3 separate regions of the Homo sapiens genome follow, and regions 1 and 2 are each linked to region 3. Evidence: chromatin contacts called from ENCODE Hi-C or POLR2A ChIA-PET data. All regions are on one chromosome and are shown on one strand. The core of a region is the stretch at or near the end of the contact, and the rest is flanking DNA. Distances in the headings are between cores, read along the strand shown. Region 1 has its middle 8.7 kb from the start of MIR4645. Region 2 has its middle 5.2 kb from the start of TUBB2A. Region 3 overlaps LOC101927759 (a long non-coding RNA gene).

Region 1 (2,500 bases), core at 1-2,500, 160 kb after region 3:
GGAGTGATCCTGTATTCAGTGTGTCAAGTCCACCTCCCCTTGGGGAGCCTTAAGAAGCCTCAGCCTGGGGGGATCATGTATGGCCTTCCTCCTAGGAGATGTGTTTGGATGATTAAATCCACGAGTGTATCTCAGTCCTTGGTGCAATGCCTGGGGCCGGATAGGTCCAGCGAGGTTGGATGTCGGCATGTAATCCCAGATACCCCACCTTCCACAGCTGTGCATCAGTGTTTCAAAGGAAAGTGATCTACACAGTTTTATTAAATAAACAACAGCAGCAACTTGTGTGTGGGGTAGGGAGTCTTAAAATCAGCAAGGTAAGGATAGAACGATGTCTCCATGTCTATCTGTGCAGAAACTGTCTTGAAACACTAGGACACTGTCATGGGCTGGATTGGGTTGTTCTTCACTCCCCTCAATTCATATGTTAAATTCCTAACCTCCAGTATCTTGGAATGTGACTGTATTTGGAGACAGGGTTTTTACAGGGGTAATTAAGGCAAAATGAGGTCATTAGGTCACCCAATATGACTGGCGTCCTTATAAAAGGGTTAATTTGGACACGGACACATACAGAGGGAAAACACTAAAGAGCTATAGAGAGAGGAGGGCCATCTGCAAGTTAAGGAGGGAGGCCTGGAACATATTCTCCCTCTGAGTCCCAAGAAGGAACCCACCTTACTGACACCTTGATCTTAGACTTTCAGCCCTCAGAAATGAGACAATAAATACCTTTCTGTTGTTTAAGCTGCCCAGCCTAAAGTACTTTGTTATGTATGGCAGCCCTAGACAGTTAATACAAATATTAATATCAACAATTCGTCACAATGATTCCTTTTGGGTTTTTAAATGCAAATGAGTGCCTAAACACCAGAGATGATTTTCTCTTTAGCTGAATCATGTGAGTATTCTGAGTCAAGTTTATATTTTTAATAAGTTAAAACATTTTGCCTTCCCCTTTCCGTCATCTGGTTGTGGTCATCTGATTTGAATAACATCTGCTTTCTTTTAGAATGAGAACAAAGCCGTTACACTCATATATAAAATACCTTCTCACCACCTGTTTTGGGGGATTAATGGTAGTTTAAAAATTAAGTGCAACTCAAGTTGTGGCCAAGCAAGGCCGACTGACTTCCTGAGATGTTAGGATCCTGTTCTTGGGGCCACCTCATTTGTTTGCATGGCTCCAGGGGACACCTTTCACATTGGGTATGACTGGAGCATCATCCTTGAAGGTGGGTGACTCTGCAGCCCTGCCTACCCTCTGGTGACATCTGAAGTGTTGTTGACATCAGCTTTAATTCAGAGGAACTCTACACAAATGTCTTGGGTACTCCTGTGTGCTGAATACTGTGGGAAGACCATTCTTCAAGGACTTTATGATCCACTCCAAAGGTGGAAAGGCAAGCCCACCTTCAATATGACATAGAACATGGTAACAAAATAGATGTGTAAAGCACTTTTGCTACTTAGAAACACTTTAGATCCATTTGACTATTTGATTTTTTCTAGCTTTCTTGAGGTATAGTTGACAAACAAAAATTGTATACATTTGCAATGTACAATGTGATGTTTTGATATATGTCTTAGTCCATTTTGTGCTGCTATAACAGAATACCACAGACTAGGTAATTTATAAAGAACAGAAATTTATTTCCTCACAGTTCTGGAGGCAGGGAATCCAAGATTGAGGGTCTGGCATCTGGTGAAGGCCTTCTTGCTGCCTCGTCCCATGGTGGAAGGTGGAAGGCAAGAGAGGATGAGAGACAAAAGAAGGCCCAAATTGTCCTTTTATAAGGAATCCACTCCCCAGATAAATGCATTAATCCATTCATATGGGCAGAGCCCTCATGATCTGATCACCTCTTAAAGGTCTCACCTCTTAATACTGTTACAGTGGTAATTAAATTTCAACATGAGTTTGGGAGGGAACAAACATTTAAACCATAAATACAGATACATTGTGAAATGATCACCATAGTCAAGCAAATTAACATATCCTCCACATTTACTTATCATTTGTGTATGTGATGAGAACATTCAGGATCTACTCTTAGCACATCTCAAGCATACATTCTCATGAACTTTCATAGCCATGCTGTACCTTAGATTTCCAAAATGTGTTAACTTTGAGTACCTTAAACTTTTTGAGGTAGTCTGTCACGCAGGCTGAAATGCAGTGGTGTGATCTCAGCTCACTGCTACCTCCCCCACCTGTGTTCAACTTATCTTTCCACTTCAGCCACTCAAAGTACTGAGATTACAGGTGTGAGCCAGAATGCTCAACCCATAATTCAAACTTTATACCCTTTTGTGACCGGGAATTGGTGGGGTTTTGGTCTCACTGACTTCAAGAACAAAACCGCAGACCCTCATGATGTGTTATAGCACTTAAGGTGGCACATCTGGAGTCTGTCCTTTATTGATGTTCAGATGTATTTGGAGTTTTTTTTTTCTGGTGGGTTCACGGTCTTGCTGGCTCAGGAGGCAAGCTGCAGAC
Region 2 (2,700 bases), core at 177-2,676, 140 kb before region 3:
CAGTGAGACTCGGTCTCAAAAAAAACTTCTACTCATTTCTTGATAACCAGAAAATGATACTAAAAGTGGGTGATGAATGGAGCCAGCTCGAGCTCTGGAGGTCGCTGGCACTCTTTTGGAGGAACTGTCCCATATCATATTAGATATGTTTCATTTTCTATTTTAACTTTTTACATTAAGTATAATTTATACATTACAATATAAAAGTTGAGTTGTCTTTGACTAATTGACATGATATATTCTGTAGACATTTAAATAAACATTCATTTTACTATTGCAATTTTCCTTTTATTTTGGGGTCATTACTCCCCCTACACCCCCCACATCCCAATCCTGATCTCAAACGTTTCCTTAGGTCTGGAAAACTAATTAGCAGTGTGCTTGTGGTGACTACTGGTAAAACTGACCATGCCGGGCAAACTTTAGGTAGTGGAAGTAACAAATGTTCTTCCTAACTGAGAAGAGACACAGAATATATACATTGGCAGCACTACATTTAAGCCAGCCATTGGTGGCATTTCATTAACACTAGCAACAAAACGTGGGGGCATCAAAAAGTAAATTTAACAAAATTAGCCCACCCCCTATTCAGATGTTCCCTATTGTTATTTTTGTACGACAGGGCTGTTAGGCGGAGACGGAGGTTGCAGTGAGCCCAAATTGCGCCACCGCACTCCAGCCTGGGTGACAGACCAAGACTCCATCTCAAAAAAAAAAAAAAAAAAAAGTACTTCGATATTCTCTTATAGCTACAAAAAACAAAAGGCACGTCCTATTTTGAGCGCATCTCCCGCCTAGTATTTCATGAATTTGTGGGGTTGGTTGGTGCTCCCGCTGCAAAGGCCGTCCGATCTTGAGACAGAGGCTCAGGCCTTGCCGGCGACGGGCAGGGACGGGCGGTGGCGGCCTCCAGGGGGAACCCGGGTCTTGGGGCGGGGCGGGGCGGGGCGGGGCGGGCAGGGCCTCCGGGGGGCACAGCCCCGCCCTCCCCCTGCGCCGCGGCCCCTGGACCCCGGTGCCTCTCCCGCCCGCAGGAGGCCCCGCCCCGCCGCGCCGCGCTCTCACCGCGGGGAGGGGGCGAAGCTCAGCCTTTCCCGAACTACCGTTTGCCTAGAGCGTGAAACGGAGCGGGTCGCGCGCCCCGGCGCTCCGGACGGAAGGAGAAGGCAGCGTGGCGGCCCCACCCCGAGTCCCTGGCAGCCCAGACCTGGCGAAGGGTGAAGAAGCCTGGCTCCAGAACTAGGTGGTCAGGGGGTCAGGTAGTAGGAAGCCACGGAGCCGGCTCTCCCGGGTGCCTCGCGCCTCCCGGCGCCGCCCAGCGCCCTCTGCCCTGGACCTGCAGACTCGACGTCTGGGTGGGGGCAAGAGTGTTCCGATGGCGCCTCGGCTCGCGCTTAGCGATCCTGCGCTCGCTCACTCTGCAGCGCCAGCCTCGGGATTAGGGGAGAGGAGTGTAGTGCGGAGCTGTATGCAGAAGAGCGTGCGGCCAGCGGAGACCGCAGTCTCGCCGCATGGGAGCCTCGCAAGTGGCTCTGGAGTTGAGTCCTGATTCCAGAAGAGCTCCAGGGAGGGAGGGGAAGGAGGGAGAAAAAAAGGGAGGGAGGGAGGGAGTGGGGGGAGGACGGGATTAACCCGTTATAATAGCTAATATTTATATAACACTGTGGGGCAGGTGGTATTGTGAGTGCTTTCACATATTCATTCAGTCTTTATCACAACCCCAGGAAGCGGGTACTATTATTACTGTCACTTTACAGATGAGGCAACTAAGGCAGAGAGAGGTTAAGTAACTTGCCGAGGTCACACAGCTAAGAAGTGACAGTGAGGATTTGCACCCAGTCCATCAACTCTAGGCCCTGTGCTTTTCAACAGTCAGGGAACGCGGCAGGAGGGCACTGAGTCCTCTAAACGGCCTTAGTCATGGGAAGCAGAGATGAGTTTGCTCTGTAGATAATTCGGTATGCTCTGGACACCTCAGATTATGGGGAGAATGACAGTTGGGAGTAGGTTACATATTTTTGAGAATTTGTGAGATTATGTCTAAGTCATAGCAGAAGAAGATATAGTATTTCTTCACTCTTAATGTTGAAGGCAAAAAAAAAAAAGTTATAAAGGAACAAAAACACCTAAACAGCCCATGAATAGGAAAAACACAAAGGAATATAATACATCAAGCATTTAAAAAAATCTCGAGAACAGGGGATACACTTGTGCTCTTTAGTACTTTCTAAGTGTTTCTAATTTTATAATCAGGAAATATGTATATAAGATATATGTATATATAATTGCTGTGTACATTGTATGTATTTAAAAAAAACTTGGGGGGTTATAGCTTAATGAGAATTTGACATCAAGAATAACATCTTTGAGACCAGCCTGGCCAACATGGTGAAACGCTGCCTCTACTAAAAATACAAAAATTAATCAGGCATGGTGGTGCACGCCTGTAATCCCAGGTACTCGGCAGGCTAAAGCGAGAGGATCGCTTGAGCCTGGGAGGCAGAGGTTGCAATGAGCGAAGATCATGCCACTGCACTCCAGCCTAGTCGAGACTCCATTTCAAAAAAAAACAAAAAATGACATCTTCAGTTTTGAAAGGCCCCAGATCGACACTTGTAATATGAATGTCACATTCTGGGGCATGGCCCATTCCAGAAAGTGGCTAAAAATCTTCTATATATTTACTCTGTATTATTATAG
Region 3 (2,700 bases), core at 138-2,637:
ATAAACGCAGTGTAGACCAGAAAAGAGTACAACAGCAAAAGCTATTACAATAAGCAAAAAAACAAAACCGTCACAGCATGGAAACAAATCCGACTTCGTTGCTATTGCTGGCTAGGGCAGCCTGCTTTTATACTCTTATCTGGCCCCACCCACATCCTGCTGATTGGTAGAGCCAAGTGGTCTGTTTTGACAGGGTGCTGATTGGTGCGTTTACAATCCCTGAGCTAGACATAAAGGTTCTCCAAGGCCCCACCAGAATAGCTAGATACAGAGTGTGGATTGGTGCATTCACAAACCCTGAGCTAGACACAGGGTGCTGATTGGTGTGTTTACAAACTTTGAGGTAGATACAGAGTGCCAATTGGTGTGTTTACAATCCCTGAGCTAGACATAAAGGTTCTCCACGTCCCCACCACACTCAGGAGCCCAGCTGGCTTCACCCAGGTGGAGCTGCCTGCCAGTCCCGCGCCCTGTGCCTGCACTTCTCAGCCCTTGGGTGGTTGATGGGACTGGGCGCCTGGAGCAGGAGGCGGCGCTCTTGGGGGAGGCTTGGGCTGCCCAGTAGCTCACGGAGAGTGGGGGAGGCTCAGGCATGGCGGGCTGCAGGTCCCGAGCCCTGCCCCGCGGGAAGGCAGCTAAAGCCCGGCGAGAAATCGAGCGCAGCGCCCGTGGGCTGGCACTGCTGGGGGACCCAGTACATCCTCCGCAGCCGCTGGCCCGGGTGCTAAGCCCTTATTGCCCGGGGCCGACAGGGCCGCCCGGCTGCTCTGAGTGCGGGGCCCGCCAAGCCCACGCCCACCCGGAACTCCAGCTGCCCCGCAAGCGTCGCGCGCAGCCCCGGTTCCCGCTCGCGCCTCTCTCTGCACACCTCCCTGCAAGCTGAGGGAGCCGGCTCCGGCCTTGGCCAGCCCAGAAAGGGGCTCCCACAGTGCAGCGGCGGGCTGAAGGGCTCCTCAAGTGCCGCCGAAGTGGGAGCCCAGGCAGAGCAGGCGCCGAGAGCGAACGAGGGCTGTGAGGACTGCCAGCACGCGGTCACCTCTCAATGGCACAGCCCCCAGGCCTGGTCTTGCTCCCTTTTGCTTGGTTATTAGTATTTGATGCCAACGCAGCCTAAGGTTCCACTCTCGCTTGCCAATCCACTGTCAGCAACTTGTTTATTGTGGTGGTGGTGGTTGTGGGGTGAGGGGTTGGGGATATGCTTGGGCATTTTCCTTCATTTTTATGATCTTAGTAACACATTTAAAAGTGCACTTGCTGTGATTTACTTGGCATCTAGAAGTGTTGCTGCAGGAGAGCTTTTCAGATGTCTTGTCTGCCACAGAACAGGAAGTGAAAGTCTCTGCATGGTTTTTGACCTCACCCAGACACGACACAAGAATCTCTGACCCACAAAACATGAGATCCTTGTTGAGCCGGGGACCCCGCCTTAGGTTTCTGGTGTCGCTTCTTAAAAATGGCCTTTGTTCAGTGCTGCTTCAATTCCCCGAAGGGTTCCTTCCAGCAGTGGAGCAGAGCACAAGCTTTGGAAAAGGCCGCCTGGTTTTTAGTTTGCGTGCTGCCTCTTGTAGGGGTGGAGCCTGGTCAAGTGACTTGAGCTCTGTAAGTTTCGGTTCACCATCTGTAACATGAAGATAACAAAACCTTCTTACAGATTGTCAGCTCAGGCTGCGAGACATCAACAGAGGACATACCTTCCATCCATGATTCAAGAGTTCAGATGACACACACTTGGATTCTGGGCAGCTTTACTCTCAATACATTCTCATCAAACACATCACTGGCTGCATCGACGTTCCAGCGCATCAGCCCACTTTATGGGAAGAAAGAAATGGGGAGAGATGAGCAGAAATCAGACTTCTTAGCAGACACAACCCGAGGCAGGGTCAGCACCTGGGCCGTCAGGATCCCAGACAGGATTTCAAGCTCCTCCTGGGATTCTAGTGGGGAAGGTTTCTCCTGACAGGACTGAGGACACACTGGCACCTTGCGTATCAGCTGGGGCAGCTATGGAAGCTAGACTCCCTTTCTTTCATAGATGGGGAAAGTGAGGCCCGAAGAGGTGGGGGAGCTTGTTCAGGGGTACTCAGCTGCTGGCAGAGCTGGGCCTGGATGCAGGACTGCATCAGCCTCTTCTGCCTCTGTCACTTCCCCACAAGGGCAGATTCTTTCTCACCTTTTCCTCCTCCTTCTTTGTGTATACACTTAACCTGCTTCATGAGGAGATATGCTACTTTAAATTTTGTTATAATTTTTATATACCTCTATGAATGTTTTTAGATTATGGTCATCAGATTCCAAAATTAATTTATGTTTTGTCTTCACTGGAGTACTGCATATTCCCATGTAGATAGTCACCATGCTTGCAGCATTATTTAGGATTCTTTGATTGTAACTGCTGTACACTCAACTCACAGCATTAAGCAAAAAAGGCAACATCTTGCCTCACATAACTGAAGAGCTGAAGAGGAAAAGCTCCAGTTCAGGCAGGGGTGGATGCAGGAGTTCACAGCGTGTCACTAGGAAGTTGTCTCTCTGTGTGGCTTGGCTGCACCGTCCTCTGCCTGGGCTGCATTTGTAGGCCAACGCTGTCTATGTGTTGGCCCCTGACCCACTTACTTCATCACAGCTCCAAGTCCAGAAACAAGAAAGGTCTCTCTTTCCTGATAGGTCCAATGAACCCCTGAGTTCAGTCTCACTCCC

Evidence for each region. Hi-C counts contacts between places; a loop is a spot of excess contacts on that map. ChIA-PET counts read pairs that join two places held with the same protein, here RNA polymerase II (POLR2A). Pooled maps may share reads with other maps.
Region 1: a loop to region 3 is called in a pooled map, with 3 times the contacts of the local background. The contact joins two enhancer-like sites. A Hi-C loop is called at or near these places in 1 of 37 single-sample maps with no recorded cell type and 5 of 50 pooled maps. POLR2A ChIA-PET finds 5 or more read pairs at or near these places in 9 of 52 experiments (CD4-positive, alpha-beta T cell, HEK293, T-cell and 6 more).
Region 2: a loop to region 3 is called in a pooled map, with 2.4 times the contacts of the local background. The contact joins two enhancer-like sites. A Hi-C loop is called at or near these places in 4 of 50 pooled maps. POLR2A ChIA-PET finds 5 or more read pairs at or near these places in 7 of 52 experiments (A673, CD4-positive, alpha-beta T cell, HCT116 and 4 more).

The regions. Positions count from the first base shown.
Region 1 is chr6:2,861,546-2,864,045 of GRCh38, reverse strand. It overlaps the pseudogene SERPINB9P1. Among named protein-coding and RNA genes, the nearest start is that of MIR4645, 8.7 kb to the right of the region's middle. RefSeq lists an enhancer at 1,012-1,341. Within about 2 kb of position 1,250, at least 8 of the 41 ENCODE cell types and tissues checked have a DNase peak (open chromatin) inside an H3K27ac peak, as active enhancers do; they include CD4-positive, alpha-beta T cell, where a contact is called at or near this core.
Region 2 is chr6:3,161,422-3,164,121 of GRCh38, reverse strand. No RefSeq gene overlaps it. Among named protein-coding and RNA genes, the nearest start is that of TUBB2A, 5.2 kb to the right of the region's middle. RefSeq lists silencers at 926-985, 1,076-1,465, an enhancer at 740-1,550 and a cis regulatory region at 716-1,608. Within about 2 kb of position 1,426, at least 36 of the 41 ENCODE cell types and tissues checked have a DNase peak (open chromatin) inside an H3K27ac peak, as active enhancers do; they include CD4-positive, alpha-beta T cell, where a contact is called at or near this core.
Region 3 is chr6:3,025,863-3,028,562 of GRCh38, reverse strand. It overlaps LOC101927759 (a long non-coding RNA gene), which reads right to left. Exons shown (of 3, transcript NR_152848.1): 2 at 1,692-1,810; 3 at 1,129-1,618. Among named protein-coding and RNA genes, the nearest start is that of NQO2, 27 kb to the right of the region's middle. RefSeq lists enhancers at 1,446-1,605, 2,574-2,683. Within about 2 kb of position 1,387, at least 11 of the 41 ENCODE cell types and tissues checked have a DNase peak (open chromatin) inside an H3K27ac peak, as active enhancers do; they include CD4-positive, alpha-beta T cell, where a contact is called at or near this core.